Regions from separate parts of the Homo sapiens genome. Here region 2 is linked to region 1. A link is an interaction called in ENCODE POLR2A ChIA-PET data of the cell type or tissue named here. Cell type or tissue: PC-3. All regions are shown on one strand. Each heading gives the region's core, and the rest is flanking DNA. Links, peaks and the distances in the headings are about the cores only.

The links. ChIA-PET counts read pairs that join two places held together with the same protein. Peaks named below come from ENCODE experiments on the same cell type or tissue, not always from the same donor. Only the 100,000 strongest peaks of a DNase experiment are listed, where the experiment ranks them.
Region 2: POLR2A ChIA-PET joins it to region 1 with 6 read pairs; 3 of 35 experiments call an interaction of 5 or more read pairs at or near these places.

What each region holds. Positions count from the first base shown.
Region 1 is chrX:115,572,083-115,588,789 of GRCh38, reverse strand. The region is part of intron 1 of PLS3 (plastin 3); the gene reads right to left. Among named protein-coding and RNA genes, the nearest start is that of PLS3-AS1, 18 kb to the right of the region's middle. RefSeq lists an enhancer at 9,014-9,587. In PC-3, for the core only: no CTCF peak of the experiment used is centred there; a DNase peak (open chromatin) is centred at 9,299; H3K27ac peaks cover 5,000 bases.
Region 2 is chrX:115,386,219-115,402,925 of GRCh38, reverse strand. No RefSeq gene overlaps it. Among named protein-coding and RNA genes, the nearest start is that of LUZP4, 100 kb to the right of the region's middle. RefSeq lists an enhancer at 3,190-3,763. In PC-3, for the core only: no CTCF peak of the experiment used is centred there; a DNase peak (open chromatin) is centred at 9,455; H3K27ac peaks cover 1,581 bases.

The DNA of each region.
Region 1 (16,707 bases), core at 6,617-11,616:
TTCTATCCTGAGGGTCTCTCTCTCACTCAAAAAAAGAAAAGAAAGGAGAGGGGAATAGGAGAAAAGTGGAGGGGTGGGGCAAAGGGATAAGGAGGGAAACAACAACAAAAAACCCAACTCAGCAGTTCCTAAACTTTTTGGCCTCAGGATCTGAGGATCCCAAAGAGTTTGGTGACACATGGGTTAGATCTATCAGTGTATTTGTCACATCAAAAATTGCGACTACGAAACTTTTAAGATATTTATTTGTTTAAAAATAAGAATAAGCCCATTACATGTTAACATAAGCTTTTTAATGAAAAATAACTATATTTTCAAAAAAAGTGTAGTGACAAGGGTGGCATTGTTTACATTGTTGCAAATCACTTTAATGTTTAACCTAGAACAAGAAAGCTGGGTTTTCATATCTGCTTCTGCATTCAATCTTTTGCAATACCGGTTTTGGTTCCAGTGCATGAAGAACATCTGGCCTCCTACAGATAAACTGTTGTAAAAAGAAAGAAATACTTTAAGAGGCTTTCCAGATACTTACAGATATTCTTCAATACTACACCAAAACTCGAGAGAAGTGGTAGTTTTTCAAAGGTTGGTTGCAATGTAGAGTCTGATACAATATCAATGATTTTTTCAAAATCTATTTGTCTGTCTTGCACTTAGAATGGGCCTTTTACCCATGCTTGATTTTGTAACATCATACATTAGTTATTTGGAAAAATATTGTTTCAGTAAGTTATGTGGGTCTTCCAAATGCTGATACATTTCATTATACAAAATCTAACACATTATTTTCATTAATTATACTGTCGATTTCACTAGAAAAGCCTAAGTATTGATCGGATAAAATGGTGACCAATGCAAGTTCTCAAAAATTTGAATTTTGCTTGAAAGCTCTAATTTTAGCATTGGCAACAAATACTCTTAGTTGTTTCCCTTGCAGTGAGAGGCACACTTGGTTCATTTTTTAAAAATAAAGTATCTGTTAGATACTCGGGTCTGAATAATCAGTTAATTCAATCTTTCAAAGTAAAACTGGTTGTCTTTTTTTTTTTTTTTTTGAGACGGAGTCTCGCTCTGTCGCCCAGGCTGGAGTGCAGTGGCGCGATCTCGGCTCACTGCAAGCTCCGCCTCCCTAGTTCACGCCATTCTCCTGCCTCAGCCTCCCAAGTAGCTGGGACTACAGGTGCCCGCCACCACGCCCAGCTAATTTTTTGTATTTTTAGTGGAGACGGGGTTTCACCGTGTTAGCCAGGATGGTCTCGATCTCCTGACCTCGTGATCTGCCCGCCTCGGCCTCCCAAAGTGCTGGGATTACAGGCGTGAGCCACCGCGCCCGGCCTGGTTTTCTATTTTTAAAAAGGCAGCTAGTTTAGCTCACAACTCAAACAGCTGCGCAAGTGCTTTCCCTCAAGACGATCGTCATATATCCATATGCAGCAGAAATACTTTATGGGTATGTCTTATCTCATCACACACAATATTTAAAAAGATGCATACCTAAGAATTGAGATTTAATACAATTATTTTTTCCTGCTTCATCAAGTACATTTGTAAATGAAATGCATGTTGTAAGATTTTTTTCTAAAGGTGATGGTATGGTGCTGAGGAATACAGTGGCTATCACTACAGTGTGGGGCCACTATCTTGATTCAGCAGCTTTACCCACTACTGCTTTTGCATCATCAGTGCAAATGTTAACACAGTGAAAAAACAAATAACAATTTAGTTTTATCATGAAAGTAATTTTAACCCCCATGAGCCCATGTGCCACACTTTTTGAAAACTGGTGCTTTATTCAGTAATATTTATGAAGGAGCCATCTAATTTTAGAGACAGCAAACCTATAAAGTATGCAGGTTTTAACAAGAATTTTCAAACTGAAAATAAAATTAACAAAATTACATATCTAGGTTTTAACCTGAGTTCTGTACTTTTGAACTGTGAAAAGAAAAAACATCTCTTTAATATCAATTCAGGCAAGACAAAAATCTACAGCTTATCTACTTCAAAGCACATTTTGCTGAATCAGGTTCATGTCTAAAAGGCAAGACTTTATCATGACAGTCATGACATAACATGTACAATGTTGTTTAGAAACTTTTTTTTTTTTTTTTTGAGACGGAGTCTCACTCCATCCTCCAGGCTGGAGTGCGTGGCACAATCTTGGCTCACTGCAACCTCCCCCTCCCGAGTTCAAGCGATTCTCCTGCCTCAGCCTCCCAAGTATCTGGGACTACAGGCACCTGCCACCACACATGGCTATTTTTTTTTTTTTTTTGTATTTTTAGTAGAGACCGGGTTTCACTATGTTGGCCAGGCTAGTCTCGAACTCCTGGCCTCATGACCTGTCCGCCTCAGCCTCCCAAAGTGCTGGCATTATAGGTGTGAGCCACAGCGCCCGGCCTGTTTAGAAACTTTTAATAAAATTTTTTAAAAGATTAAGAAAGGAAATATATGTTACAAAATGAGTTAACATCCTACTCATACACAGCAAATTAGATTATTCTTGGCCGGGCGCAGTGGCTCACGCCTGTAATCTCAGCACTTTGGGAGGCCGAGGCAGGTGGATCACCTGAGGTCTGGAGTTCGAGACTAGCCTGACCAACATGGAGAAACCCCGTCTCCGGTAAAAATACAAAATTAGCCGGGTGTGGTGGCACAGGCCTGTAATCCCAGCTATTCGGAGGCTGAGGCAGGAGAATGGCTTGAACCCGGGAGGCGGAGGTTGCTGTGAGCCGAGATCACACCATTGCACCTCAGCCTGGGCAACAAGAGCAAAACTCCGTCAAAAAAAAAAAAATTAGATTTTTCTTCTGATAAGCGGTTAAGAATTTCTTTCTCTTGCATAAAGTAGCACAGAAAGGGTTTAAAAGTAAAACTCCATATGAAATGCAAACACTACTATCTTAAAATATTAAAAACTAAGAAGTATACTATAGTATTTATCGGTAAAACAATATGCGGATTATTTTAAAGCAAATCTCAAAAAAGGGGAGAGCAAAGATGAAATAAGAACATGAAATACTGGTAATTGTTAAAGCTGGGGGTTTTTAATGCTATTTTACATTATGTATTTGAATAATTCCATAAAAATAAGTTTTTAGACCGGGTGCAGTGGCTCACACCTGTAATCCCAGCGCTTTGGGAGGCTGAGGAGGGCAAATCACGAGGTCAGGAGTTTGAGATCAGCCTGGCCAACATGGTGAAATCCCGTCTCTACTAAAAATACAAAAAATTAGCTGGGCGTGGTGGCGGGTGCCTGTAATCCCAGCTACTTAGGAGCCTGAGGCAGGAGAAAATCTTGAACCCAGGAGGCGGAGCTTGCAGTGAGCTGAGATTGCACCACTGCACTCCAGCCCAGGCCACAGTGCAAGACTCTGTCTCAAAAAACAAACAAACAAAAAAAAAGACTTTTTAAAATTTCTGCCTACTTATATAAAGGACTTGGGATTTTGGAGAGCAAAATTAAATTTCATGGCTCATATTTGTTCAATAGATAAATACCGATTAAGCATATATTCTGTAAAAGGCACTATACTAGTTGGCATCAGGAAATATGAGGATTTCTGCAACATGCTTTTCATATCCTCAAGGGGCTCAGAGTGGCTGTGTCTATATATATAATCAATTCCCTAAAATGGGTATAATGCTTCCACTATGACCTTTCTAAGCGGTATTTCTTTATGTCATTACCAAGTACAACTTGATCCAATTGAATTGGAAGTCACTATAATGCAATTTTAAGAAAAAAAGAAAGGGAAATGGCGTATGAAAGAAAATACAAAAAGGAAACAAAAAATAAGAAATGAGACTTTCCCTGGTTTCCCTCTATAAAAGGAAACTAACAAGAGATGTGAGCAAATATGGGCATGACCACATCATTTTTCCACCACAACCCATCATCTTATTTCACTTCAGGACAGGAACCATCATGTCATCTCCTTTGAGTCAGCTCTTGTACTACTCACATAGGCAAAAATAACTGAGCAATACATTCATTTTCCACAGGGAGCATTAAATACATTTAAGTATTCTATAATTTTTCAAATGACAGAAGATAGTTTTACAAATGCCACGACTTTACATTAAATTCCAGGGCTACTAGGTCCTTTCACCACCTCCCCCAATACAAATTAAGCCCATCCTCAGGAGGAAATCCACAAGTTAAACTAGTAACATTCCTCAAGAGGCCTAAGTATAACACTGATAAATGAAAACTGAAAATGATCATCACAGAATAAAATATTTACTTTACTTATCAGCTTCTAGCTTCTTGAACTAGATTTCAAACAAAATGTCATTTTTTCCCTATTCAAGCTGTAGATAATATGTGCAAAAGTTCTCAAAACTCATTCAGTGAAGATCTTTAAAAGCTGAGTGATAGCATTAAATAATTTTAAATTGCTCTACTGTTTTCGTATTTAATAAGCTCTAAGAGGGCAGTGATTTTTTGTCTGTTTTGTCCAGCAATCTATTTTCAGCTTATAGAACAGTGCCTGGCATACAGTAGGCACTCAACAAATATTTATTAAATGGATGTATGTGGAAGACATAGCATCCTAAAGGAATTAACTCAGTGTCATATATTATAGTGGTTTATTTCATAGTCAAGAATAAACTTTCAGCATTTGTCTTTTTAATGCAAAGCAAATAAATAAGGATAAAAGGCATCTACTCTTGTTCCATTGGCTAACTCTGTAAGATACGATCATTCCTGAAAGCTAATCTGGCCAAACACATGGTGGTTACATCTTCTAATAGCACCAAATCCATGCTCAGATTTGGTAATTGAAACGAATTTCTAAATTCTGCACCTTTAGAAAATAAATTCATTTGAGAGAAAATAAGTGGAGTGGAAAGTATAAAGAACTCTCAGTGTATCAAGTTTTTCCTCAAACTTGCCACACACACCCTCCCCCAAAAAAAAAGAAAAACATCTCACTGTCAAGAGTCAAAACATCACTGCTTTAGCTTTCCAAACTTTAAAACAACTACTTTTTGACCTCACAAGGAATAACAAAACCTTCAAAAGAAAGAGCCGCTTTAGCATTTCCTGCCAGCCTGCCCTAGTCTAAGATTAACCTCGTCAGTTTTTAGGAAGACATATAAAATCCCCTTTAAATGACTAATTCAGATGAAGTAGTAACATGAAGCCATAGCTTTTAAGACGCTGGCTTCTACTTGCTACCAGATGTTGCCATCACTTCAAAGCGTTAAATACATCCATGAAGAATTTCAGATATATTTGCATGTGAAATATTTTCTGACTTCCACTATCATTGTGGAGTCACATTCACGGAGAAAAATAGTTGACTCGCTGTTTAATAAAACATCCTTAAGATTCCATTATTCACTTTGAGAGCCACTCTATGTCAGTATAATTCTTCCATGTAATTCCTGCAAGCACATATATACACTTTCAAAACACAATACAAATTAATTCCATTTCATTGGGAGTTTGCCATGAATGGCCTGCTTTATACTTCTTTTGAATTTGGGGTGGGAGGGAACCTTTCACAAAAAGTCCAGCTGAAAAATCCAAATTTTTGCATGTGTATACTTTTGGTATTTCTTTTTCAGACAAGTAGACTGTCCTGAGCTTTACATAATATAGTTTAGAGTTCCTTTGCCAGGTGTAATTCATCTATTCCACTATGCTTTCTGTTTCTAATCACCACTCTTCTCTGATTAATTTCTTTGGCTATGTTGTCATCAAGGTTTTATTAGCTTTTTCTTTTCTTTTCTTTTTTTTAAAGACAGAGTCTCCCTCTGTCACTCAGGCTGAGTGCCGTGGTGCAATCACAGCTTACAGCAGCCTGAACCTCCCCCAGGCTCAGGTGATCCTATCACCTCGGCCTCCCGAGTACCTGGGACCAGATGCATACCACCATGCCTGGCTAATCTTTTTGTGTTTTTAGTAGAGACGGGCTTTCGCCACGTTGCCCAGGCTGATCTCAAACTCCTGTCCTCAAGTGATCCGCCCGCGTCGGCCTCCTAAAGTGTTGGGATTCAGGCGTGAGCTACCACGCTTGGCCTATTAGCTTAATTTTTTAAAAAAATGTTTAAATCTCCAGAGAGAGTTTAATTCAGCAACAATGGTTGCTATTTTCTACACATAATGGTCATTGTTAAGTCTGGCCCAACACAGAATCCTGAACACAATGTAGATTTATCCTTAAGATTGGCTGCAAAATACCATGGTCTCATAAAGTATTAATAGTTATATGCCCTTACCATTCAAATGTATAGGAGCTTCCCTACAAAATTTGTTTATTTTGTTTTATTTCTACTGAGATGCCTCAATTGTATGACTTCGAGGAGGGAATTGAATCCATAAACATAACACTATGCTGGATCAGACTACTACAGACTGGATTGTAACTGACCAATCTTGCTTGTTTGGTGTTTTATTTGGCAATCTGTTACCTGGTACAGCTAAAGTCTCATCATAATGAATTCTGCCACAAGTCAAAAAGCTTTTGTGGTCTTCACTTCCTAAAAATCACACTGTTAGCAAAAAGTCACCTATGCATGAGTAACCAACCTCTTCCCTCTCCCAGCTTATTACCTCAGAAATTGGCTAAAGCAATTAGCAGAATTCTTTTGATGAGGCAGACTGTCCTGGCTCACTAGCTGAGAATTCACTGCTCGAGAGAATGAGCTTTTAAAAGTCTTTCATTAGACAAAATAAATTTAAAAATACAGATAAATTATATGTGAAGAAAGAAATCTGGATATATGTTTACAATGAGTACCATTATATTGCATCTTCTTTAAATCACACTTTCTAAATTATAGTTTTGCATTACCTAAGCAGGGTTAGGAGTAAGTGGGAAGTAACACATCACTAATATGAGTGATGGTAAACTTCACTGTAATGATAATGCTATGAGCCAGATGCTGTAACTTAGGGAAGTTTTCTTTATAGAAGTAATTCTGCTACTGTACTTAGGGTAGTACATTTGGACCCTGATTTTCAAATTCCTGCTAAGTCTAACCACTTAATCCCACATTCATAATGTTATAGACCAACAGTTATACACTTTATTAAAGAATAAACAGCCAATTTAAATATAAACAGGATGGAAAATATAACCGGAACGTTTTGTTTTGTGCCTGCCACCCTGAATCAGTAAGCAGACAGAAGAGTGGAAAAGCTTTATCTTGAGAAAGCAAGACAGAAAGAAAGCATGATCTCATTCAATTTTCCCTCACCCAAAACCAACAAGGTGACATTATCTCTTCAGTTCTTCTTCAGTCCTAATCAGTTTGATAGCCTCCCTCTTTTTTTAAATACCTGAAAGTAAATTTCTGAGTGTTCTTTTAAATTAAGAAGTTTATCAGATGCTTTTTGTAATTTTTAAGATTTTATTTTGCAGAATCAACAATCAAAGCATGAGAATACACAAATGTTTTCATTTAAAAACTTTTGACTTACTATTCATGAATAATAAACATATCCCAAACTCCATTACCCTAAATTTCAACTATTTAGTAGCATATTCCATTTTGCTATATGGGGAGATGAATTTGTTTGGGATAACACAAAAGGTAAACCATACTTTCCTTAAGGCAAAACAATAGGTTTAGGAATCTTATTAACAGCCTTATAAATCTAATGGTTGGTCTTAAAAATTCCAGAAGTAAACCTTCAAAAATTTTTAAATTCAAAAACATATTAGTGATTTAGAACCTGACAAACTTCAATTTTGGCCATTAAAAAAGGTCATTCATGTTATGGCTGAAAGGAAACTGCTGGCCGGGCATGGTGGTTCACGCCTGTAATACCAGGACTTTGGGAGGCTGAGGCGGGAGGATTGCTTGAGACCAGGAGTTTGAGACCAGCCTGGGCAACATAGTGGGACCCCATCTCCACACAAAAAATTTAAAAAATAAAAAAGAAACTGCTAATTAATATTCATTCAATAATTTCAAAATCATAAAAATACACATTTCTTCAGAAAATAAGAACTAGCGTTAGACTTTGGAAGGAACTAAATTGTTTTCCTTAACAGAATTACCATTTTTAACTTTATTAACATTACATATGCAATTTCAAAAGTCTAATTCATTAAATCAATTCCTCTCAAAATCCTAGAACAGTTTTTGTAGTTATAGACAAGCTTCTTTTAAAAATTAACATGGAAAGGAACAAGCCTTAGAACATCTAAAACTGTTGAAAAATAAGGTGAATAGACTCCACCTGGCATTAAGTCAGACTATGTAGCTACAGTAATCAAGACAGTGTGATACTGACAGAGCAACAGATACTCAAAACAACGGAACAGAAGAGAACCCAGAAACAGATTTACACAAATATATTCAATGATTTTTCACAAGGGTGCAAAAAACCATGTCAGTAGACGAGGACAAACACAGTCCAAAACAAAAAATAAGAAACTTCAACCCAAACTTCACACCTTACACAAAAGTTAGCTCAAAACAGATCACAGACCTAAATGTAAAACATAAAACTATAAAACTTTAGGGGGGAAAGAGAAATTCTTCAGGAACCTGATTTGATGAAGAGTTCTCGGACATGACACCAAAAATCAATCCATAAAAGGAAATACTGATAAAGTGGGCCTCACCAAATAAATCCTTTTGTTCTATGAAAGATTCTGTTCAGAAGATGAAAAGATAAGCTACAGGCGAGGAGAAAATATTTGTATGCCACATATCTGATAAAGAATTAGACTCTAGAATACATAAAGACCTCTTAAAATTCCACAACAGTAAAAACACAAATAATCCAATTAGAAAACAGACAAAAGGGCCAGGCATGGTGGCTCATGTCTGTAATCCCAGCACAGTAGGAGGCCAAGGGCGGAGTACTGCTTGAGGCCAGACGTTTCACATCAGCCTGGGCAATATAACAAGACCCCAACTCTACAAAAAATAAAATGGTGGTGTGCACCTGTAGTCCCAGCTACTTGGGAGGCTTAGGCAGGAGAATCACTTGAGCCCAGGATGTTGACGCTGCAGCGAGCCGTGATTGCGCCACTGCACTCCAGCCCGGGCAACAGAGCAAGACCCTGTCTCAAAAATGAAAGAAAATAGGTAAAAGACATGAACAGACATTTCACTGAAGAGGGCAAACAGATGGGAAATAAGTGCATAAAAAATGTTAAACATCATTAGTTATTATGAAACTGAAAATGCAACTACAATGAGCTATCACTACACACCTATCAGAATGGCTAAAATGAAAAACAGTGACACCACCAAAGGCTGGCAAGGATGTGGAAAAACTGGATCACTCATACATTGCTGGTGGAAGCACACAATGGTACAGTCACTCTGGGCAAACACTTTGGCAATTTCTTATAAAATTAAACATGCAACTCTCATACAACTCAGCATTTGCACTCTTCCGGCATTAATCCCAGAGAAACGAAAACTGAAGTTCACACTAACACCTGTATACAAATACTTGTGATAACTAAAAAACTGGAAATGGCCCAGATATCCTTCAATGGGTGAATGGTTAAATAAACTTTGTTACATACACACCATGGAATACTATTCAACAATGAAAAGGAACGAGGTATTGACATACACAACAACTTAGGTTGAATCTCTAAGAGAATTACGCTCAGAGAAAAAAAGCTAATTCCCAAAGGCTACATACTATATATCATTCCATTTATATAATATTTTTAAATGACAAAATTATAGACATGGAGAACAGATTAGTGGTTTCCTGGGGTCAAAAATGGAGGTCAGGGGAGGAAGGAGGTGTGTGTTGTTATCAAAGGACAATAAAAGGGATTCTACTGGTAATGAAACTCATTTGCCTCTTGTCTGTATCAGTGTCAACATTGTGGTTTTGCTATTGTACTATGGTTTTTTAAGAGTTTACCATTGGAAGAAACTGGGTAAAGGTACACAGGATCTCTTTGTGCCATTTCTTACAAGTAGGTGTGAATCTACAATTATCTCAAAATAAAAAGTTTAATTAAAAAATCTAATTCAGAATTAAACACAGAATATAGTATAATTAAATTAATAGGGAAAATGAAGAACATTTACTTGTATTAATTCTATATCCTGCTTTAAACATTATTCCCACTTTATCTTTTTTTTTTTTTTTTTTTTTTTGTGCAGTGGCGTGATCTCGGCTCACTGCAAGCTCCGTCTCCCGGGTTCACGCCATTCTTCTGCCTCAGCCTCCCGAGTAGCTGGGACTACAGGCGCCCGCCACCACGCCAGTCTAATTTTTTGTATTTTTAGTAGGGACGAGGTTTCACCGTGTTAGCCAGGATGGTCTCGATCTCCTAACCTCGTGATCCGCCTGCCTCAGCCTCCCAAAGTGCTGGGATTACAGGCGTGAGCCACCACGCCTAGCTTTATCTTTTCAAAACTTTTTTGACATAACTTCTGACACAATATTCTTAGCATATATAGTCAGTTCATGACTCCACTAGAGTGTTTGATCTGGGTGAAAGTTATTTTTTTCTGTTCAATACCAAAATAAAAAGGAGTTGTCATAAAGGAAAATTTCAGGGCTGAAACACATCAATGTATGATGATTTAGGTATCTGTTATTAGAAATATTTTTTACTTGTTCAAGTGACACTTCTCCCCAAACATTCACATGGATACTCCTTGATTTCCTTCATATCTTGCCTGAAATATCTCCCTCTCAGTAATGCCTTCTGTGACCACATATTTTGAAATGGCAATACCCTTCTTCCCACTTCCTATACCATTAATCTTACTTTTTCTCCATAACACATTAGCATATAATATATAAAATCATTGTTTATTTTCTATCTCTCCCCTAGTAGGATGTAAGCTTCATAAAGACGGTGATTTTTGTCTGTTTCATTGACGGCTGTAATCCCCAGTGCCTAGAATAGTATCTGACATATATAAGGTGCTCGGTAAGTACTTGAATAAGTCAATGAATAGATGAATGAAATGGACATTTTTTTTTCTAGGCAAGGAGTAATACAGAGAGGAAACACTGACTCTGAGAATGATAAAATCCAGTTTAGAAGAAATCAGGAGTGGGCCAGGCATGGTGGTTTACTCCTGTAATCCCAGCACTTTTAGAGGCCGAGGCGGGAGGATCAGTTTAGGTCAGGAGTTCCAGATCAGCCTGGCCAACATGGCGAAACCCCATCTCTACAAAAAACACAAAAATTATCCAGACGTGGTGGTGCACGCCTGTAATCCCAGCTACTTGGGGAGCTGAGGCACGAGAACTGCTTGAACCTGGGAGGCAGAGGCTGCAGTGAGCCGAGATCACGGGACTACTCTCCAGCCTGGGCAACAGAGCAAGATTCCGTCTCAATTAAAAAAAAAATCAGGAGTGATAAACCCTATAATGTATATTCAATATACTGGAATTAGAGTTTTCAAAAACTTTTGGATATATTACATACAATATAGGAAACTCTTTATGATCAGTGTTTAGGATTGAAGTTTTGTCAGCATGTGACTACTCTGGGTTGAATATGACCTAGAAAAATAGCTTACCACTGTAAAGCTATTGCTAATGCATTTCCATTAGCTAGGGAAGAGCTTGTCAGACTCAAAGCAAGTTGCTTTAGTCATGGGTGATATGAGTTTCAGAGAGTTCATGGTAACTTTATTGAGATAGCATTTGTCATTTTATTAATCTCTGAAAGAAATTAAGTGTAGATACAAACTGATTCAGGGAAGAGGCACTGCTACTAAACAAAGTTGACCCTGGACATGGAGTTTAAATATATAGTGAGAAGAATGATGGATCAGTTCCATTACTACAATCTGGGTCTCCAGTGATGGCGACCTGATCCTCCACCATTGTCCTGGAGCACTCTATGCTGAGGCAAGCCAAAATCAGACTTCAGTTGCCTCCTTTGTAAAAATCAGTAGGTGGATTAGACTCAGCTCTTCAAACGATGGCACACTGTTTTATTTATGTTAGTGTGCCAGGCACATTGTTAATAATTAGCAAAGGCCTATTAAATACGCAGGAAGTTCTAAATGGGACTCCAGAAAGTTGCACCTTTTTTTTGACTTAACTCCAGCCCACCTTTCTCAGGGAAGCCTATCCTTTCCTAAAGGATCTGCAAGGTTCCGCCTGCCCATAAGAGTAAGGAGACTGGATCCCAAAAATTTCGCTGTGGGTTGAATCTGGAAAATAATGACAGAGTAAAGTTCTATGAGTCATTAGCTGTTTTGATCTGGTGAATCTGGGGTCAAGGGTGCTTAAAAGAATAATCTGAAATTGCAGGATATTATTTTATTTTATTTTTTTGAGACAGGATCTCTCTCACCCAAGCTGAAATACAGAGGCGTGATCACGGGATCAAGCAACCCTCCCACCTCAGCCTCCTGAGTAGCTGGGACTATAGGCGCACGCCACCATGCCTGGCTAATTTTGTTTTATTTTTAGTAGAGATGAGGTCTCGCTATGTTGCCCAGGCTGGTGTCAAACTCCTGAGCTCAAGTGATTCTCCTGTCTCGGCCTCCTAAAGTGCTGGGATTACAGGCATGAGCCGTCATTTCCGGCCTGGTGATTCTTTTAATCATCTTTTTATATTCCTTCATTCTCATATTCACCCCAAAAGGTCAAAAGATAAAGACTCCCTCAAACTTACTGTCAAAATACCTAAACGTAAAACACTAATGTCTTCTTAAAAATATTAAGTGTTAGAGGCTAATTTACTTATCATTATGGCCCTTTGTGAGTTTTGAATTTTGTTCTATATGGATATATTTCACACTTGAATAGTACATTTAAAAGTAAATATATTAGCTGTGCTCAATAATGCTTTTGGTTGATTGAACCCATTGCATTTCAAAGCATTTATCATGTACTTTTGTACTCCTTAATACTGCTTGCCTTTGCTCCTTAGTGTTCAAAAAATGTGATTAAACAAAACTGTGCTAAATGTTTATTATACAATAAGTTTTAGAAAAGATGATTATACAGCATTTACAGGCTTTCTATTATTCCAGTATAAATACTACTAAGGAAAACGTTATTGAGAACAAGTCGATGATAAGCCAATAAGCATCAGGAAACAAGAAAAAAAATAGCTAAACTTAGATAGAGGCCAGGCGCGGTGGCTCACGCCTGTAATCCCAGTACTTTGGGAGGCCGAGGCGGGTGGATCACGAGGTCAGGAGATTGAGACCATCCTGGCTAACACGGTGAAACCCCGTCTCTACTAAAAATACAAAAAATTAGCCAGGTGTGGTGGCGGGCGCCTGTAGTCCCAGCTACTTGGGAGGCTGAGGCAGGAGAATGGCGTGAACCCGGGAGGCGGAGCTTGCAGTGAGCCGAGATGGTGCCACTGCACTCCAGCCTGGGCAGCAGAGCCAGACTCCGTCTCAAGGAACAAAAAATAACAAAAAAACTTAGATGGAAAAATCGGTAGTGCTTAATCAAAGCAAGGATTTATATTAAGAGCAGAGTGGTAATAAGTGAAATGTTATCTTGTCAGCACCACCTCTAACTCATTAGGGGACTCATGGATAGACACTTAATGTTTGCATGTCCCATTATTTATGATAGCCATAGTGTAGAAACAACCCCAAATATCCATCGATGGACAAATGGATAAACAAAATATGGTGTACAATGAAATATTATCCAGCCATAAAAAGGAATAGAGTACTGATACTTGCTACAAGGTGTGTGAACCTTGAAAATGTTAGGCTAAGTGAAAGAAACTAGTCACAAAATACCACCTATTATATGACTCCATTTATATGTAATGTCCAGAACAGGGAACTCAATGGAGACAGGAAATAGTTCAGTGGTTGCTTAGGGTTGCAGGGGTAGAGTGCTGTGGAAGGTGATAGCTAAAGTGTATGGGGTTTCTTTCTGAGGTGATGAAAATGTTTGAAAATTGACTGGTGAAGGTTGCATGTTATCTGTGAATATACTAAAATCTATAAAAATAGATGGTATGGGGCCGGGCGCGGTGGCTCACGCCTATAATCCCAGTACTTTGGGAAGCCGAGGTGGGCGGATTACCTGAGGTCGGGAGTCTGAGACCAGCCTGACCAACATAGAGAAACCCTGTCTCTACTAAAAATACAAAATTAGCCAGGTGTGGTGGCACATGCCTGTAATCCCAGCTACTAGGGAGGCTGAGGCAGGAGAATCGCTTGAATCTGGGAGGCGGAGGTTACGGTGAGCCGAGATCGTGCCATTGCACTCCAGCCTGGGCAACAAGAGCGAAACTCTGTCTCAAAAAAAAAAAAAGTATGATATTATGTCTCAATAAAGCTGGCATAAAAGTCAAAATATTAATATGTCCCAATTTCTTCTTTGACTCTACAGTTTAGCAGTTCTCACAATGAAAACACTATCGATAACATTCACTCATAATATTCACTGAAAACAACTAAAACCTAAAGGAAAAATAAACTAAGGAAGCCATTTGTTTAGTCTTCTTACAGGCTCCCATCATTATGTATTTTATGCAATGTAATTCATAAATCACTGATTTCCTGATTAGATTTTCCCAATTCAATCGTTATCAGCAAGGAGCATTTATGGCCATCCATGTTTCACTCTTTCAAATATAAATATCAAGACCCGTTGTGTGCCAGGTGAACTGTGAAAGGAACTAGGAAAATGGGGCTTTTTCTCAGGGCTTATTTCCTTTCTCCCTAAAAGTACAGCTCTTTCCCATGGTACATGGCAGAAATTTATTGCTGCTCTTGAAGAAAACCATATACAGTGGTCACAGTACATGGCTTTGATGCTATCCCACCAAATGAAACAACTGTTAGATTTGAAATCCTACGTATTCCTGCTCAATTTGAATTCTGTGACAATGGGACAGGCAAGGTGGCTCATGCCTGTAATCCCAGCACTTTGCGAGGTCGAGGTGGGCAGATCGCTTGAGGCCAGGAGTTCGAGACCAGCCTGGTCAACACAGTGAAAACCCATCTCTACTAAAAAATACAAAAATTAGCCAGGCATGGTGGTGTGCACCATAATCCCAGGCACTTAAGAGGCTGAGGCGGGAGAATTGCTTGAACCTGGGACGCGGAGGTTGCAGTGAGCCGAAATCATGCCACTGCACTCCAGTCTGGGCAACAGAGCGATACTCCATCTCAAAAAATAAAAAAATAAAGTCTGTGGCCAGAAGTTCAAGGCAGGAAATTAAGGTGTCAGCTATACCTGTAGTTGCTTGCTATTATCCACGAGTCAAAATAAAACTTAACGGAATACTTTACTACAGAAAGTATAAGAGCTGCATGTGCAAGTAATGGTGAATAGATGTTTTTGGGGACTTCTGCATACATGAATATTTCCACAGCTGCAGAATCAACTACTGCAGAAGTACATGCTGGGCGCAACATCTACAATTTAGTAAAGCTGGAAAGAATTTTATTTTTGTAAAAACTAAATGGGGTGTGGCTCGTTTTCTTGCCAAAGGGCTATTTTATTCCAAGACACTGGTGTCTGCTGACCTTCATTTGTAGGCTGAGCAATGTTCTATTTAAGTAACATTAACTCATAGTGGGCTCTTTTTTGGTATGCAATAATTATTGCAAAGAAATAACAATGTTTAAATGAGATTTGTTCTTAGTTTAGATTTGATTATATTGGGTTATAAGTGAATTTCTTTGTTCACACAAGGTTTATATTTAGAAATTATTTTATGCTGAGAAAAAAGGCTGTATTTAAATTCATTTTCTTTTTTTTTCCTTTCTTTCTTTTTTCTTTTTTTTTTTTTTTTTGAGACGGAGTCTCACTCTTGTCACCCAGGCTGGAGTGCAATGGCGCAATCCCGGCTCACTGCAACCTCTGCCTCCCAGGTCCAAGCAATTCTCTCACCTCAGCCTCCCAAGTAGCTGGGATTACTTGCGCTTGCCACCACACTTGGCTAATTTTTGTATTTTTAGTAGAGACGGGGTTTCACCATGTTGGCCAGGCTGGTCTCGAACTCCTGACCACAGGTATCCACTTGCCTCGGCCTCCCTAATTGCTGGGATTACTGGCATGAACCACCGGGCACGGTCTAAATTCATTTTCTACATTTATGAATATTTTTAGGTTTCATGAGAACCAAGATTATTTTTGTGTCTTTCTGTTCTACTAGACTGGAGGAGTATCTTATCCGTCTTTGTAGCCCTAGCACCTAACAGTCTGCATTAAACTTATGGTAGTTGAATGAATAATGAAACCATTCCACAAATAGACTAATTAAGCAATTGTGCATGTTAGTATATTTGGTTAACTATTACTTCATCTGTAGTTTGTACCATCTTAATATATACTTAAGAACTTTGGGCACGTTTAAAAGTTTCCTTGAGTTTTACATCTATTTACCAATGGTCTATAAGCCTTCTTTTATACAACACTTACAGTTTCTAGATACTTATTAACCTTCCCTTCATTTTTACACAAATCTCTGCTTAGAGAATTTTTCCCCTTCTGCTAGCACCTACTAGATATATTCTAGTTTGCTTTTTTAAAATTTATTTTCTATTTTTATTTTTTAAAAAATAGAGACAGGGTCTTGATATCTTACCCAGGTTGGTTCTGAATTCCTGGGCTCAAGCAATCCTCCTGCCTCAGCCTCCCAAAGTGCTTAGATTACAGATGTGAGCCACCATGCCCAGCCACTAGTTTGCTTTTTATCTGAGTGTCAACTAAAGCTGGAACACCTTGTTTGAGGATAAAATACTGAATGCATGGGTTGGCTTATATTTTTAAACATGTAAATCTATCAATATTACTTTTCTGTT
Region 2 (16,707 bases), core at 7,230-12,229, 190 kb after region 1:
TATGTATAATATGTATTTTATATATAAACATATATATGTGTATAATATATATATTCCACAACAGAAGTCCAGATAAAGTGCAATACGATGAGTCATAAGAGTCAGAAGAAATAGCACATCAAGTGTGGGATGGGATAAAATAAGATCCCATTAACTGAATGTCATTTAAACTGGATCTTCCATGATGGATAGGATTTGGAGATTTAGGGGAAAGGATGGTGGGGAGGGAGGTGTTCCAGGCATGAGTATAGCTAAGGAGAAGGGAGCAGAACTTGTTAAAGTGGACCAGTTCTGAAATGCATTAATCTGTCAGCGAAAGAAATTTGATTACAGTGGCTGAAACACATGAGGGTTTATTTGTCCCATGTAATGAGAAGTCCAAAGGTAGGCGGTTGCTGGTGTTGGTTTAGCAGCTCAAGAATGTCAGGGCTGTTTGTAATTCTCTTGACCTTTCCCTCATAGTCCCAAGATGCCTGGTGGTACTTTAAGCATCACATTCAAATACCAGGCAGTGGGTAGAAGGGAGAGTCAAAAGGCAAAAAGGGCTTCCCAGAAGCCCCACCCTATGACTTCTGCTTGTATCTCATTGTCTCTATCTGCAAGAAAGACTAAGAAGCATAGATATTTTTTAGTTGGCCACATTATTATAGTAAGGAAGCAGGGGAGAAAAGATATTGGGTAGGCAGTCTCTGCAACAAAACAAAAGTCAAGTTTGGCTTGAGCATAAAGGGTGGAGATAGTATTTCTTAAATATGAGCCAACTGATTTGGAAAGAAGGAATATAGATTTCTCATACCTGGCATGACATTTGCTTTTCTATTGTTTTCCATTTACCTGCCTTTAATGAAATCTATGATCAGGGTAGAGGTTGCTATGGGAGCACCTTCAGTTGCTCAAGGAAAACTTCCCAGAGAGGGGATGCCTGAATTAAGCCCGGCAGATGGATATGGTTAAGGCTAGTAGGTGAAGGGTAGCTTTGGCAACGGCTCAGAATAAGAAGGAAGGTGGAAGTTTCTGGAAATTGCAAACATTTCTGGCTAGCTTATGCGGAATGTAATAAGGATATGGCCAAAAAAAAAAAAAAGGAGATAAAAAGGTATGGGCTAGATCATGAAGACTTGTAAGATATGTAAGGGATTTGAACTATATTACTAGCTTCTAAATTTTAAAAAACTAATGGAAATATTTTCTTAATTACTTGCTTACTCTGCCGTCTTTCCTGGCAAAATCTGTAAGGGTATCTTGCTCATCTTGTTCATTACTGTATTCCTAGAGAGTGGCATTGTGGCTGGCCCCTAAGGCCTCCCCAGTGAATCTACATTCTTCATGGAATGAAATGTGAAACCGTTGCACTAAATGTCCTATGAAATCTTTGTTATTTCAACTCACTAACCTTTAAGCTGGGGTCCCTTAAACCACACCTGTAAGTGACCCTCTGTGTTAGTCCAGGCTCTCCAAGAAGCAGACAAAGTGATAGGGTTAAAAACACAAGAAATTTATTAGAGGCAATCCATATGATGGAAAATGGGGAGGGAGCTAGGAAAATCTAGGAGAGCCACCAGCATTCATTGCAATGCAATGCAAGTCTCACCCTGAGTGAAGGAGAGAGAGAGAGAAAGAAGGAAGGAAGGAAGGAGTGGGGGATGGAGGGTATTAGCCTACCATGTAGTTCTAAGGAAAGTTTAACAAGGCTGCCAGGGAGTCCTTGAGACAGTCACCAGTCAAAGGAATCCAGTGTCTCATGGACAGGCCTGTCTAGGTTCCCTGCTGTGCTCACACAATGACGGGGAGCAGCCGTAGGAAGCATGGCCTCAGTGCCAAGGCGATGATTTCAGAGCACAGCAGCAGCTTGGTCACTGTCCCTGCAGAAATCTGAGTGGCACATTCTCAGGACTGCCATGCCTGCCAACCCCAGCATTGTCAGCAGGGCTCCTGTACTGTTTAGTGTGGCCCCTGTATTCTGGTTACCGGGTTCTGTTGTTTCCAAGTCCTAATTTATACTCTCATTCTATAAAGCCAGCCGTATATTTCCTCTGGGAGTGAAGTCTGCCTTGCCCCCTAAATCCTTCTATAAATTATGGATCTGACTCTGAACTAGAGCCCCTGTGGACATCTCGTCCCAATGAACAAACATCCCTTGTCCCAGCCGTCTACCTGCCTGTTGCCTGCCCTTGCCATAGGATATATATATATATGCGCCCACATACACACACACACACACACACACACACACACACACACACACACACACACACTGAGAGATAGAGAGAGAGAGAGAGAAAGACATGAGGTCTTGCCCTCTTGCCTAGGCTGGAGTGCAGTGACATGATCACAGCTCACTGCAGCTTCCAACTCCTTGGTTCAAGAGATCCTCCTGCCTCAGCCTCCTGAGTGGCTGGGATTACAAGTGCACGCCACCGTGCCAAAGATAAGATGTTTTTAAGGATAAAATTCTCCCATGTTAGCTCCTGGTTTTATGGATCCCCATTAGTCAGAAAGAGATGTTCTGCTGCCTATCTGTGCTGCTCTAGTACCAGGTACCTCCCCACTATGGATTAACTGAGGAGGTTTCATAGCTCATCCACCACCACACAACAAATAAGTATGAAGGCTGAAGTTTAAACCAGGACTGTGTGATTTTTAAATTGTACTTTCTAAACCACTATCTGACACCGCCTCTCCTTCATAGAACTAGTCACACTGGATGGTGACCCTCTGTTTACTGGTCCATTCACCCCCTTCCTCAAGATAACAGCCGCCTGAGTTGGGCGGGGAGAGCAAGGCACAAGTAGGCAGTTAAGAAGTGTTTCTGGAATAAAAGAACGAAGGGAGGGATGAACGAACAAACAAATGAACTGTTAGCAGCCAAGTTGCAGTCATCCCAGATTGGGCCCAATTCTACAGTTTCTGAGAGCTTGGCAGCTCTAAGAGGCTCTGGTCCTGTGAATCCATATGTCTCCCAATGCAACCGCTTAATAATGAAACCAGAGCTGCTAGGACAGCACTTTCCATTTACTCCCGACCCTGAGCTGCTTGCGGATCCAATAAAGAATTTGAATAGCCAAAGTTCTAGAAATGTGAGAGATAAGATGCTTTCTGCTCAAAAAAGAAGAAAAAAGTCAAACAAAGGGAATCCTAAGATATGTTTCTTGGTGAGGTGGGGGTTGCAGAAGGGGCCAGCATGGTCATACTGCCTGAAGGCAGCTTTCAGTGTCGCCAGACAGAAAAGGAAATGACAACAACTTTAGACAAGAATAGAAGGGCAAATAAAGATCTTATTGAAAAGCAGGTAAATTGGCTGGGCTCAGGAAGTCTTTAATGGCTCAGGGCTGGCAAAGGTCCCATCTGGTAGTCCACTTCTACCTTACAATGGAGCTCAGTGGACTCCATGTTGTTCACTTGCTCTGAACCTTTGTGTGCAGCATGGGCTTGGTATTGAACCTAAACATGAAGGGCCTCTTTGTTCTGTAATTTTCTCCCCTTCACAGACCACAGAGCCTCCACAGGCATTGATGGCCCATGATTACATTAGCAGTGTGTGTAATTCTGGGTGAGCCGCTTAATCTCTCCAAACCTCAGTCTACTCATATGTAAAACGGGTCTGGACCAGATCACTGAGATAACGTGTGAGTGTCTAGCAGACTATTGGCATGTAGTGAACATTTGGTAAATGTTTGTTAAAAGAGTTAAAGTATGACTACAGAGTTCTCCATTCCTATGTCAGGTATAAGGACTATGTAAGGAAGGGATCTGTATTCCTGCTTCAGTGGCAACCAGACTTTTCCCGCTCAGTATTCTGAGGAAATCTGAGGAGAATTAATTGGTTATTAACATTCACTATGGGGCAATGTGGGGTGGGAGGTGGTAGAGAGAGGACAAAAAACAGATACAGAAGAAATACGCTACTTTTGTTCCTAAGGATGCTTTTAAAGGCTTAGTGCTGCGAAGCAAGGCTTTTCCGTTTTTAAAAATTTAATTTAATTTAAGTTCCAGGATACATGTGCAGGACGTGCAGATTTGTTACACAGGTAAACGTGTGCCATGGTGGTTGGCTGCACCTATCAACCCATCGCCTAGGTATTAAGCTCCACGTGCATTGGCTATTTATCCCTATGGTCTCCCTTCCCCACCACCCCTGACAGGCCCCAGTGTGTGTTGCTCCCCTCCCTGTGTCCATGTGTTCTCCTTGTTCAGCTCCCAATTATAAGTGAGAACATGCTGTGTTTGGTATTCTGTTCCTGCATTACTTTGCTGAGGATAATGGCTTCCAGCTCCATCCATGTCCCTGCAAAGGACATGATCTCATTTCTTTTTATGGCTGCATAGTATTCCATGGTGTATATGTACCACATTTTCTTTACCCAGTCTATCACTGATGGGCCTTTGGGTTGGTCCCATGTCTTTGCTATTATGAATAGTGCTGCAATGAACATATGTGTGCATATATCTTTATAATAGAATGAAGTATATTCCTTTGGGTATATACCCAGTAATGGGATTGCTGGGTCAAATAGTAATTCTGGTTCTAGGTCTTTGAGGAATTGCCATACTGTCTTCCACAATGGCTGAAATAATTTACATTCCCACCAACAGTATAAAAGCATTCCTATTTCTCCACAGCTTTGCCAGCATCTGTTGCTTCTTGACTTTTTAACAATTGCTATTCTGACTGGCATGGCAGGGTGTCTCACTGTGGTTTTGATTTGCATTTCTCTAATGCTCAGTGATGTTGAGCTTTTTTTCATATGTTTGCTGGCTGCATAAATGTCTTCTTTTCAGAAGTGTCTGTTCATGTCGTTTGCCCACTTTTCAATGGAATTGTTTGCTTTTTTCTTGTACGTTTGTTTAAGTTCCTTGTAGAATCTGGATATTAGCCCTTTGTCAGATGGATAGATTGCAAAATTTTTCTCTCATTCTGCAGGTTCTCTGTTTACTCTGATGGTAGTTTGTTTTGCTGTGCAGAAGCTCTTTAGTTTAATTAGATTCCATTTGTCCATTTTTGCTTTTGTTACAATTGCTTTTAATGTTTTAATCATGAAATCTTTGCCCGTGAAGCAAGGCTTTTCTTATTCCTCAGGATTAACTGTCTGATTCTTCACTACTGTTTCCACCTGTGCTGCCACTGCAAACTCTTTCCTAGACAAGCTCTTCAGTTGCAAAACAACAGTAGACATCTTGTATATTGCAAAGCTATTTATAGGACACACACACTGGTTGCATATACCACACACACACACACACACACACACACATACTCAAGATTTCATGTCATTTCATTGTAAATATTTCAATATATATTTTCAAAAGAAATGGACTCTTTAAAAAATAGCTATAATACCTTTAAAATGCATTATTTCTTAACATCATTAATTGTCCAATCCATGGTCATATTTCCCCAATTATCTCATTTTTTTTTCACATTGGGTTATTTGAATCATGATCCAGAAAAGGTTTGCATCATATAATGGCGTTTCGTTGATAAGTCATCTCTTAAGTTTCTTTTAATCTATAAGTTTCTCCCTCTTTTCTTGCCCTTTCTTCCTTCCTCCCTCCCTCCCCCTTTCCTTCCTTCTTTCTTTCTTTCTTTCTTTCTTTCTTTCTTTCTTTCTTTCTTTCTTTCTTTCTTTCTTTCTTTCTTTCTTTCTTTCAACAGTGTCTTCCTCTGTAACCCAGGCACCCAGGCTGCAGTGCAGTGGTGCAATCATGGCACACTGCAGCTTTGACCTCCTGGGCTCAAGCAATCCTTTCCACTTTAGCCTCCTGAGTAGAGTAGCTTGGACTGCAGGTGCACACCACCACGCCTATTTTTTTTCTTCAGTTTTTGTAGAGACAGGGTCTTGCTATGTTGAACAGGCTGATTTCAAACTCCTGGCCTCAAGCTATCCTCCCATCTCAGCATCCCAAAATGCTGGGATTATTTTCTTGCCATTTGTAAAAAAGAGTTGAAAGCCTGTGCTCTTAACCACGAAATATGGCATTTATGTTTATTTTCAGAGTTATGCCTTTGAAAGAAATACCCTCCTCCTAAACACATTTCTTGTATTAAATATAGCTCCTTATTTTCCTGTAGAATAGAAGGCGATCATACATTAAAAATGTATTTTAGAGCAGGAGACAGTGGCTCATATCTGTCATCCCAGAACTTTGGGAGGGCGAAGCAGTAGGATCACTTGAAACCAGGAGTTTGAGACCATCCTGGATAGCATAGCAAAACCCCATCTCCACAAAACATTTAAAAATTAGCCAGGTGTGGTGGCATATGCCCATAGTCCCAGCTATTCAGGAGGCTGAAATAGGAGGATTACTTGAGTCCAGGAGGTTGAGGCTGCAGTAAGCCATGACCTAGTTTTGTAGATATTTATGACAAGATAGGGCTTGAGAACAGAAAAGCCAGCTCTCAAAAAATATATCCTGTCCCATCCCCCATGGGGCCTAAAGTTTCATAGGTAAAGATGTCGCTAAGACTTTATATCTTTAAGCATCACAACTATCTGTCACTAGTCACTAAAACTTTCAAAAGTCAGGCTCTGACAGCTTAGATAGGTGGGTATGGTAAAAGGAAGGGAGGAAAAGCCTGAATAGACCTAGCCCAGATATCACTCTGAAGTGAAGGCCTCTAACAGACTAGGGCAGGGGGTAACCTGAGGAACCAGGCACCCATTCAGGGGCAGGGCACCCACTGTGGAGAAAAGACAAATGATAGGGATCTATTTCACAGTTTTGCTGTTGCTTCGACTTAGTTGTACATGTTTGGATAATATTAAAAGTATTTAAGAAGCAGTAGGATATATTGGAGAGGCAGAAGTTCTCATCAGTGGCTAGCTGAAGGTCCTTGAGGGGCATGCTGGTCAGCTGTGGGCTCAGTACACAGTTTGCACACTAAGGTGCTGGTCCTGTTGCCAGGGGTGCTGTTTCCACTCTAGCTGGTGCTATCTCAGCTCTGGTCATCTGGACACATGGATGGGAGCCTGTTGGCAGACAGGCAGCAGGGCAGCCCCCAGAAAGACTCCTCCATGCTGATGCAACTGGCATCCATTCAAAGGGCTCAAAGCAGCAGCTCTTCACCAATCAGTGCCTCAGTATTTCATGATTTTTTTGTTTGTTTGTTTTTTGTTTTTTGTTTGTTTTTTTCCGACGGAGTCTCACACTGTCACCCAGGCTGGAGTGCAGCGGTGCTATCTTGGCTCACTGCAAGCTCCGCCTCCCGGGTTCACACCATTCTCCTGCCTCAGCCTCCAAAGTAGCTGGGACTACAGGCGCCCGCCACCACGCCTGGCTAATTTTTTGTATTTTTAGTAGAGACGGGGTTTCACTGTGGTAGCCAGGATGGTCTTGATCTCCTGACCTCGTGATCCGCCTGCCTCGGCCTCCCAAAATGTTTCATGATTTTAACCACTCCTCCTGCCTCCAGGCTGAGTCTAAACCTTGTAAAATTGCAACCTCTCTGCTTTTCTGAAAGAGGGTAGGCAGTGTGATGTTCTGTAAAAAGCTATTATCTTCAGGTAGGTTTTAGTTCCAAATTAACCACTAACTTAGGCAAGTCACTTCAGCTTTCTGAGCCTCAGTTTTATCATCAGTAAAATGAGGATAAAACTCTTACTCTGTTTACCTCCCAGGGTTTGTTATGTTAAACAAGAACATGATGTGCAAGTGTTGTATAACTAATCACAACTTACACCTGCAAGACATTTTATTATTATTATTATAGCTCCAACTGTAACATGGCAATGAATGCACAAAGGTAGCCAATAGATATTTAATTTCCTTTTTATTGGACCAAATGTTATGGTAAATCACCCCAGGAAAATGGCTGAGCAAATGTGAGGCTAACACCACAACCAGCCCCAGAAGTAAACAAAAGCACAACACTGGCAAAGGCATTCACTTTGAAAATTCTAACCCCGATACAGCAGTCTTGAGGTTCATGTTTCGCCATTGCGATGTGTTTAACTTGAACAATGTGGCTGAGCTTTCCCATTCTAACTAGAGCTTTCTTGAACCAGAAACAAAGGCAAGTCAGTTCTGAGGCTGAGATTCAAATAATCAGATCACGGGACAGCTGCAAACTGGAAAGCAAATGAGACAGCTACTGGAGTGATCCCATTAATAAAGGCCCTCCTCCCAACACGTGGCCCTTTCCCCAACACACTAGAGGCCAACAGAAAGGACACTTCTTCCTCTTTGGAAGGAAGGAAGTTAACAACTGGAATGAATCCGATTAACCTGGTTAACAACTGGAAGGAGGAAGGTCTGTTATGAGTCCCTTTAAATTCCTGCTTTTTCCTTGGTAGTCCTAATGAAGGAGGAGAGGATTTAAAAAAAAAAAAGCTAAAAGAACTTTGCTGTTGCTTTTGATAACGCTGTCACACACAATGATGATTTTTTAAAATGAACACTGGGATTTGGCCAGGCGCGGTGGCTCACGCCTATAATCCCAGCACTTTGGGAGGCCAAGGCGGAAGGATCACTTGAGGCCAGGAGTTCAAGATCAGCCTAGCCAACAGGTGAAACCCCATCTCTACTAAAAATACAAAAACTAGCTGGGTGTGGTGGCACACGCCTGTAATCCCAGCTACTTGGGAGGCTGAGACAGGAGAATCACTCGAACCCGGGGGCAGAGGCTGCAGTGAGCTGAGATCGAGCCACTGCACTCCAGCCTGGGCAACAGAGTGAGACTCCATCTCAAAACAAAACAAAACAAACAAACAAACAAAAGCACTGGGATTTACATTCTTTTCATAAAGAAGACTCTTTCCCCAACCATTCCTATTAAAGAACTGGAAGAGACTTCAGAGATTTTTAACAGGAGGGGGTAGCTGCTGTGGGGCTAAGAAACTGGAATTAAAGGCTGGGCCTGGTGGCTCATGCCTGTAATCCCAGCACTTTGGGAGGCCGAGGCAGGGGGATCACCTGAGGTCAGGAGTTCGAGACCAGCCTAGCCAACATGGTGAAACCCCGTCTCTATTTAAAAAATACAAAAATTAGCCAGGCATGGTGGTGGGAGCCTGTAATCTCATCTACTCAGGAAGCTGAGGCAGGAGAATCACTTGAACCTGGGAGGTGGAGGTTGCAGTGAGCCAAGATCGAGCCACTGCACTCTAGCCTGGGCGACAGAGCGAGAAAAATAAAAAAGAAGAAAAGAAACTGGAGTTAACAATGGTTCCTAATTCCCTTCCCTGTTTGCACTATTTCCTCAGGTTCCCAGGGGAAGGGAGGCTTGAGGTATTGAGTAAAAGACCCAGCTGTGGATAGAGTTAGTCAGGACTCCATAGACTGTAATTAGTTTTTTACCTACACTGGCTAGAGTAAATGAATAAAATCTACCCAATAGGAGACACAGAAAGTCTCCTGCCTTAAAAGCTGTACAAATGAGAGGATAAAATCATTGGCACTTTGTCAGCTTGGTGATAGAGTCTTGTGGTTTTTAGAGCTGAGAGGGCAGTAGGAATGTTCCCACCCTCCTTTTCACAGATAAGGTAAGAGGAATGGACTTGTCCAAGTTTACACAGTGACTGAATGAATTAACTCTTGCTCACCAAAATGACACCATCCTCTGGGTAAAAAGTGAGCAGTGGATTGTCAATGTCCATATTCCTCTTCTTCCTCAAACAGGCTATCAAATTCCTCACCATTCACGCTTTCTTCTCTGCTATGATTGCCCACACATTCTCACATCCATTATCCAGTCCCTTAATATCTCCCATTCTAACTCTGCTGGTTTTTCCACCACTGCATCCACTGCCAATTTTTCTAAGAGGAAAGAGAAACTTCTACCCACTGGTATTGCAGGTGTTTTATTGAATCCTCCAAAAGTGGATGTGGTTCTTATAGTTTAGAGTACTCTCAGGCATGGAACCTAAGAGAAGTTTCCTGAGGCTGGGCCAAAGAGGAAGAGTTGGCAACTACAACCTGCACGCCAAGTTCAGTGCCCTGTCTGTTTTTGTATGGCATGCAATCTAAGAAGGTTTTCTTTGTTTATTTTTAATTGTGGTTAAAAAAATGACATAAAATTTACCACCTTAACCATGTTTAGGAGTACAGTTCAGTAGTGTTAAGTATATTCACATTGGTGTGCAACAGATCTCTGCAACTTTTTCATCTTGTGAAACTGAAACACCACACCCATTAAACAATTCCCTTTTCTCTCTTCTTCCAGCCCTTGGTAACCAATATTCTTTCTGTTTCTATGAATTTTAATACTTGTGAGGCATTGACTCAAGTCATTTTTTACTAAATATACTTACATCTCAAAATTTGGGAATGATTTGCTTAAAAACTAATTTACAGTAGATTCAAGACTGTTCTTTTAATAATATCCCTTCCCTAACTTGTATTTATTTTGTGGTTAAAAAAAATAAAATTTACCATCTTAACAATTATCTTGTTTTTGAGACAGGGTCTCACTCTGTCGCCCAGGCTGGAATGCAGTGGCATGATCATAGCTCACTGCAGCCTCGAACTCCCAAAGCCCAGATGACCCTCCCACCTCAATCTCCTGAGTAGCTGGGACCACAGGCATGCACTACAACACCCTGCTTTTTTTTTTTTTTTGTAGAGACAGGGTTTCTCCATGTTGCCCTGGCTGGTCACCAACACCTGGGCTCAAGCCATTCGCCCACCTCAGCCTCCCAAAGGGCTGGGATTATAGGCATGAGCCACTGTGCCCAGCCCATCTTAACCATTTTTAAAGTTTAGTAGTGTTAACTATACAAACATTGTTGCACAACAGATCTCTGGAAACTCTTTCACCTTGCAAAACTGAAACTTTGCACCTATTGAATAGCAATTCTTCGTTTGCCCCTTCCTCTAGCTCTGGGCAAATGCCATTCCACTTTTTGTCTCTAAGAGGACTGAATACTTTAGATAACTTAATAATGCAGTATTTGCAGTGGAATAATGCAGTACTTGCAATTTTTTGATTGACTTATTTCACTAAGCATAATGTCATTGAGGTTCATCCCTGTTGTAGCATATGATAGAATCTTCTTTTTTAAGGCTGAACAATATTCCATTGTATGTATATACTACATTTTGTTTATCCATTCATTGGTCCATAGACATCTGAGTAGTTTCTATCACATGGCTGTTGTGTATAATGCTGCTATGAACATGGGTATAGAAATATCTCTCTGAGGCCCTGCTTTCAATTCTTTTGTGAATATATTCAGAAGTAAGCCTGCTGGATCATATGGTGGTTCTATTTTTGATTTTTTGAGGTACCACCATATTGTTTTCCATAGAAGTTGCGCCATTTTACAATTCTACCAATAGTGCACAAAAGTCCCAACTTCTCCACATTCTTGTCAACATGTTTTATTTTATTGATTTTTTGTGGTAGCAGCCATCCTAATAGGTGTGAGGTGATATTTCATTTGATTTGCAATTATTTACTGATTAGCAATATACATATTTTCATATGCTTACTGGCCATTTGTATATCATCCTTGGAGAAATGTATATTCATGTCCTTTGCTCATTTTTTAAATTAGCTTATTTGGGTTTTTCTGTTGTTGAGTTGTAGGAGTTCTTTAAAAATTCTGAATATTAACCCCATTTCAGATACATGATTTGCAAATATTTTCTCTCATTCTGTAGGTTGATATTTCATTCTGTTGATTGTGTCCTTTGATACACAAAAGCTTTCTTAAATTTATTGTAGTTTCATTTGTCTATTTTCTGCTTTTGTTGCCTGTGCTTTTCATCTCTTATCCAATAAAACCTACCAACTCCAATATCATGAAGCTTTTTCTCTAGGTTTTCTTCTGGTAGGAATGGTTTTTAATATTTTTTAATGGATGAGAAAAATCAAAAGAAGAAATATATTTCGGAGGCCGAGGTGGGCAGATCACGAGGTCAAGAGATTGAGACCATCCTGGCCAACATGGTGAAACCCCATCTCTACTAAAAATACAAAAATTAGCTGGGCATGCTGGCACGTGCCTGTAGTCCCAGCTACTCGGGAGGCTGCCGCAGAATTGCTTGAACCCAGGAGGCAGAGGTTGCAGTGAGCCGAGATCGCGCTACTGCACTCCAGCCTGGGGATAGAGTGAGACTCTGTCTCAAAAAAAAAAAAAGAAAAGAAAAATATTTCATGACTCGTGAAAATTATATAAAATTCAAATTTCAGGGCCTGTAAGTAAAGTTTTATTGGAACATAGCCACAGTCATTCATTTACGCATTATTTCTGGTTGTTTTTGTGCTATGATAGCAGAGTTAAGTACAGTTGACCTTTGAACAACATGGGTTTGGACTGCATGGGTCCACAGTTACATGGATTTCTTTCAATAAATATATTGGAACAATTTTTTGACATTTGTGATGATTTGAAAAACTCACAGATAAACCACCTAGTTTAGAAATATCAAAAAAATTAAGAAAAATGTATGTCATGAATGCATGAAATATATGTAAATAATAGTCTATGTTACCATTTACAACCATAAAATATACACAAATTACTATAAAAAGATAAAATTTATCAAAATGAATGCACACAAACACAGACCATACCTGGCACCATTTGAAAGAAATGTAAACAAACTTATTACATGAATCATAACTGCATAAAATTAACTGTAATACATTCTGTGCTACATAATGATTTTGTAGCCACCTCCTGTTGCTATTGTGGTGAGGTTAAATATTTTGAATATCTGCTTAAAACGTCATGTGACACAAATCATCTCTGTGTGAGCTGTTGTCTCTCTGGTATATCCCGGAGTGCAGTAAAAAGTGACCTGTCCTGGAGCTCTTTATTTTTCTTCATGTTTAGTGCAATACGGTAAACCTTGAATAACACCATGGGATCCATACAAAAAGCCCCTAGTGGTGCTGGAAGTGCTCCTATAAGAAGCAGAGGAAAGCCATGACATTACAAGAAAAAGTTGAATTGCTTGATATGCACCATACATTGAGGTCTGCACAGGGAGGTGGCCCACTATTTTGACAATTTATTTTGTAAACAGATGATGTAAACTTAAGGTATCGATAAGTAAAGTACTATATTTTCTCTTCCTTATAATTTTCTTAATAACATTTTCTCATTTCTAGCTTACTTTATTGTAAGAATACAGTATATAGTACATATAACTTTCAAAATATGTGTTATTTGACTGTTTATGTTATCAGTAAGGCTTCTGCTCAACAGCTGGCTATTAGTAGTTAAGATTTTGGGGAGTCAAAAGTTATACTTGGGGCCGGGCATGATGGCTCAGGCCTGTAATACCAGCACTTTGGGAGGCCAAGGCAGGCAGATCACTTGAGGTCAGGAGTTTGAGACCAGCCTGGCCAACATTACAAAACCCAGTCTCTACTAAAATTACAAAAATTAGCTGGGCATGGTGGCACGCTCCTGTAAGCCCAGCTACTCAAGAGGCTGAGGCACGAGAATCGCTTGAACCCGGGAGATGGAAGTTGCAGTGAGCCGAGATTGTGCCACTGCACTCCAGCCTACGTGAGGGAGTGAGTCTCTGTCTCAAAAAAAAAAAAAGTTATACACTATAGTTGCAACAGAGACCAAATATGGCTCTCTCATCTCTTCACACTGTTACTCAGTGCATTATAAATTGCAGTGACACATCTATAATTCTACAGCCTTTCAAAGAAAAATGACGTGGACTTTGATTGTTGTACGTATTTTTAAAGAGACGGAGGTCTTGCTATGTTGCCCAGGCTGGGCTCAAACTTCCGGCCTCAAGTGAGCTGCCTCAGCCTTCTGAGTAGCTGGGACAGCAGGCACACACCACAACACCCAGTTCTGATTGTTGTATTGTTAAGACATACTGGAGTTTGGATATTTGGTTGTCTAATTATATGGCAGAGCATTGTGTTTATTGTGCAATGACACTACAGCTGCAGGATATCCAAAGAATACGGTATATGTCAACAATTCCAGACTAAGCACTCTTAATATCCCCAACTCACAGGAAAGCAATGGTCAGAAAAATTAGAACATTTAAAATGGAATACCTTATCGCAGAAGAATTTCTTCACAGGAAGTGAGGCTGCCACAAAAGTAAATTTCCAAGTGGCTCATTTATTAGGCAAGCAAAGAAAGTCATTTACTGATGGTGCGTTAATTAAAGCCTATGGTTATTCATTGCTTCAGCAGGCACTTTGCAGAAAATATTTGCATCTACTGTGTTATTATACCAGTAGCGTCAGTGATGAAGTTCACATTCTCTCCTGGACTTAGCCATCGACAGTTCTGTGAATTTTTGTCAGAAATAGAAACTGAATATCTGACTTGCCCTATGACACTGAAGTTCAATGGCTTAGCAGTGGTAAATTTTTACTGAGTTTTTTTTTTTTAAGCTCAGGGCTGAGATTGAAATTTTTCTGAATAAATAAAATCTGGCCTCAAATCACTATTACTGAACATTGAATATGTGGAAATTTGTTCTCTCTCTTGTTATATGAACACCGACATAATATCCTCAATTTTATCTCTTGAGACACAAAGCCCAACATATTTACTATACGACCATTTACAGAAAAAGTTTGCCAACCGCTACCATAGACATCTGAACAAAAGCCACTTGGGTCTTATTGGAAAACATTTCTCCCTGCCAACAAAAAATCCAATGTCTGTGATAGTGCCTAGCTTCCTCAAACCTATTCTACTCTGGGCTCACTACTCATTCTTGGCATTACCTCTCATGCTTCCTAAGATAAAGGTGACTATTGTCCCATTGCTTTGTTTAAGGATCTTGATCTCTTTGTCACAGGAACCTTACTGTCAGTCAAAAAGTAATCTGTTTTTTATTCTCAAGAGGCTTGATGGTATTAATGTAAATAGGATTTCTGATTGTCAACACTGATGATCCAGCTTTTCTGAAGCTAGATATGCCATTCAGGGGTTCTCACTAGAGGGACAGAGTCCAGGCTTCCTATTACACAAACAAAAGACCTTGCCACTACCTTCTGCTACTGTCACCTCTTTCCTCCTATATCCAGTTACATGATGTAAAGAATCCTCATTAAGATATCACCCATGAACTGGAATAGGCAACTGTCTAGAGAGCTATTAAGTTGTGGCCTCCAGTTGTCTCTGTCTTTGTTTATAAGAGCAGTAATTTAAAAATTACAGATATGCTGACTTACTAAATACTGTTTGGGGGAGTAGAAACTTACTAATTCAGCAGGATCTAATTCAGTAACTATGCTCCTCTAAAACCACTTTGGTGAAGGTTATTGTTAGCGGACCCAGAAAGGGCAAATAATTTGCTTTTATAAGCTTTAATGGCTTGAAATGACTTAAATGTTGGCTGCATATGTAGCAAATTGCTTTACATCCTCAGTTACACATCCTTACTCCAATATGTGTATTCATGGTTAAAAAACAGAAGTAAACACCACAAAATGGATACTAATACAACAATGAAGCTGAAAGTAATTTGTGACCAGGAAATGAAAGGCTGATAATTAGTCTCTAGGGTGCATACTACTGTTAAAAACCAAACCAAAATTAAAATAACAAATTCTGAAACAAAAATTCACCCATTTCTTTTTGCTTCTTTTGAAAAATATAGACCCACCGATACAGAATTTATGGTTTTGTACTTTTAGGGATAGTTGTTTGTTTTTATTACTTTTCTATTGTGGCCCTTAAACGAAGCCTTTATAGAGTCAGTCACTTTCAGATTGATCGAGCTTTTTGAAACATAAAATTTCACTCCCCAGCCCAACCCCTACAACCCTTCCCAAGGGAACACCTGTTTCATTAAATGGTGTTTTATTTTTGTTTCCTTCATAGGAATTCCCCCTTTTTAAATTACAAATGACCCATCAACATCCATGTTGACTTCTAGGTAAAGTGAGTTTACCTTCTAAAAAATTTAGGTGAAGCCAAATCTTCAAAGAGTATGCCATCCTGTCATCACCAGAATGTGAGTGTACTCTCATGCTCTCCATGTAGTATCTTTAGTGGAAAAACCCGAATTCTTTTTTCTTTTTTTTTTTTTTTGACAGAGTCTCACTGTGTTGCCCAGGCTGGAGTGCAGTGGCGTAATCTTGGCTCACTGCAACCTCTGACTCTCAGGTTTAAGTGATTCTCCTGCCTCAGCTTCCTGAGTAGCTGGGATTACAGGTGCGCACCACCATGCCCAGCTAATTTTTGTATTTTTAGTTGAGACAGAGTTTCACCATGTTGGTCAGGCTGGACTCGAACTCCTGACCTCGTGATCCACCCACCTCGGCCTCCTAAAGTACTGGGATTACAGGCGTGAGCCACCGAGCCCGACCAAAAACACCAAATTCTTAACGGGGTGTTTACTGATGACATCCTAAGTCATTAAAGTATTGAAAACCTATCTGCTCCTTAAAGTTATTTGTAAGTAAATAACTGATAATCCATGCATTTATTACATTTTAATTTTTTTATAAAGAATTTCAAGTCAAAATTCAACTATCACGTAAAGACTTTCAGTCATCTTTCACCAAAACGTTCTTTAAAAAAGTACACTTCTGGGCTGGGCATGGTGGCTCATGCCTGTAATCCCAACACTTTGGGAGGCTGAGGCAGGAGGATCACTTGAAGCCAGGAGTTTGAACTAGCCTGGGTAACATAGTGATACCCCATCTCCACACACACACACACACACACACACACACACACACACACACACACACACAATAAAAAGGGGAAAAAAGTACGCTTTCTGATGTAAACCACACAGATGGGGTTGGTTTGGCACATCTTAGGCTGG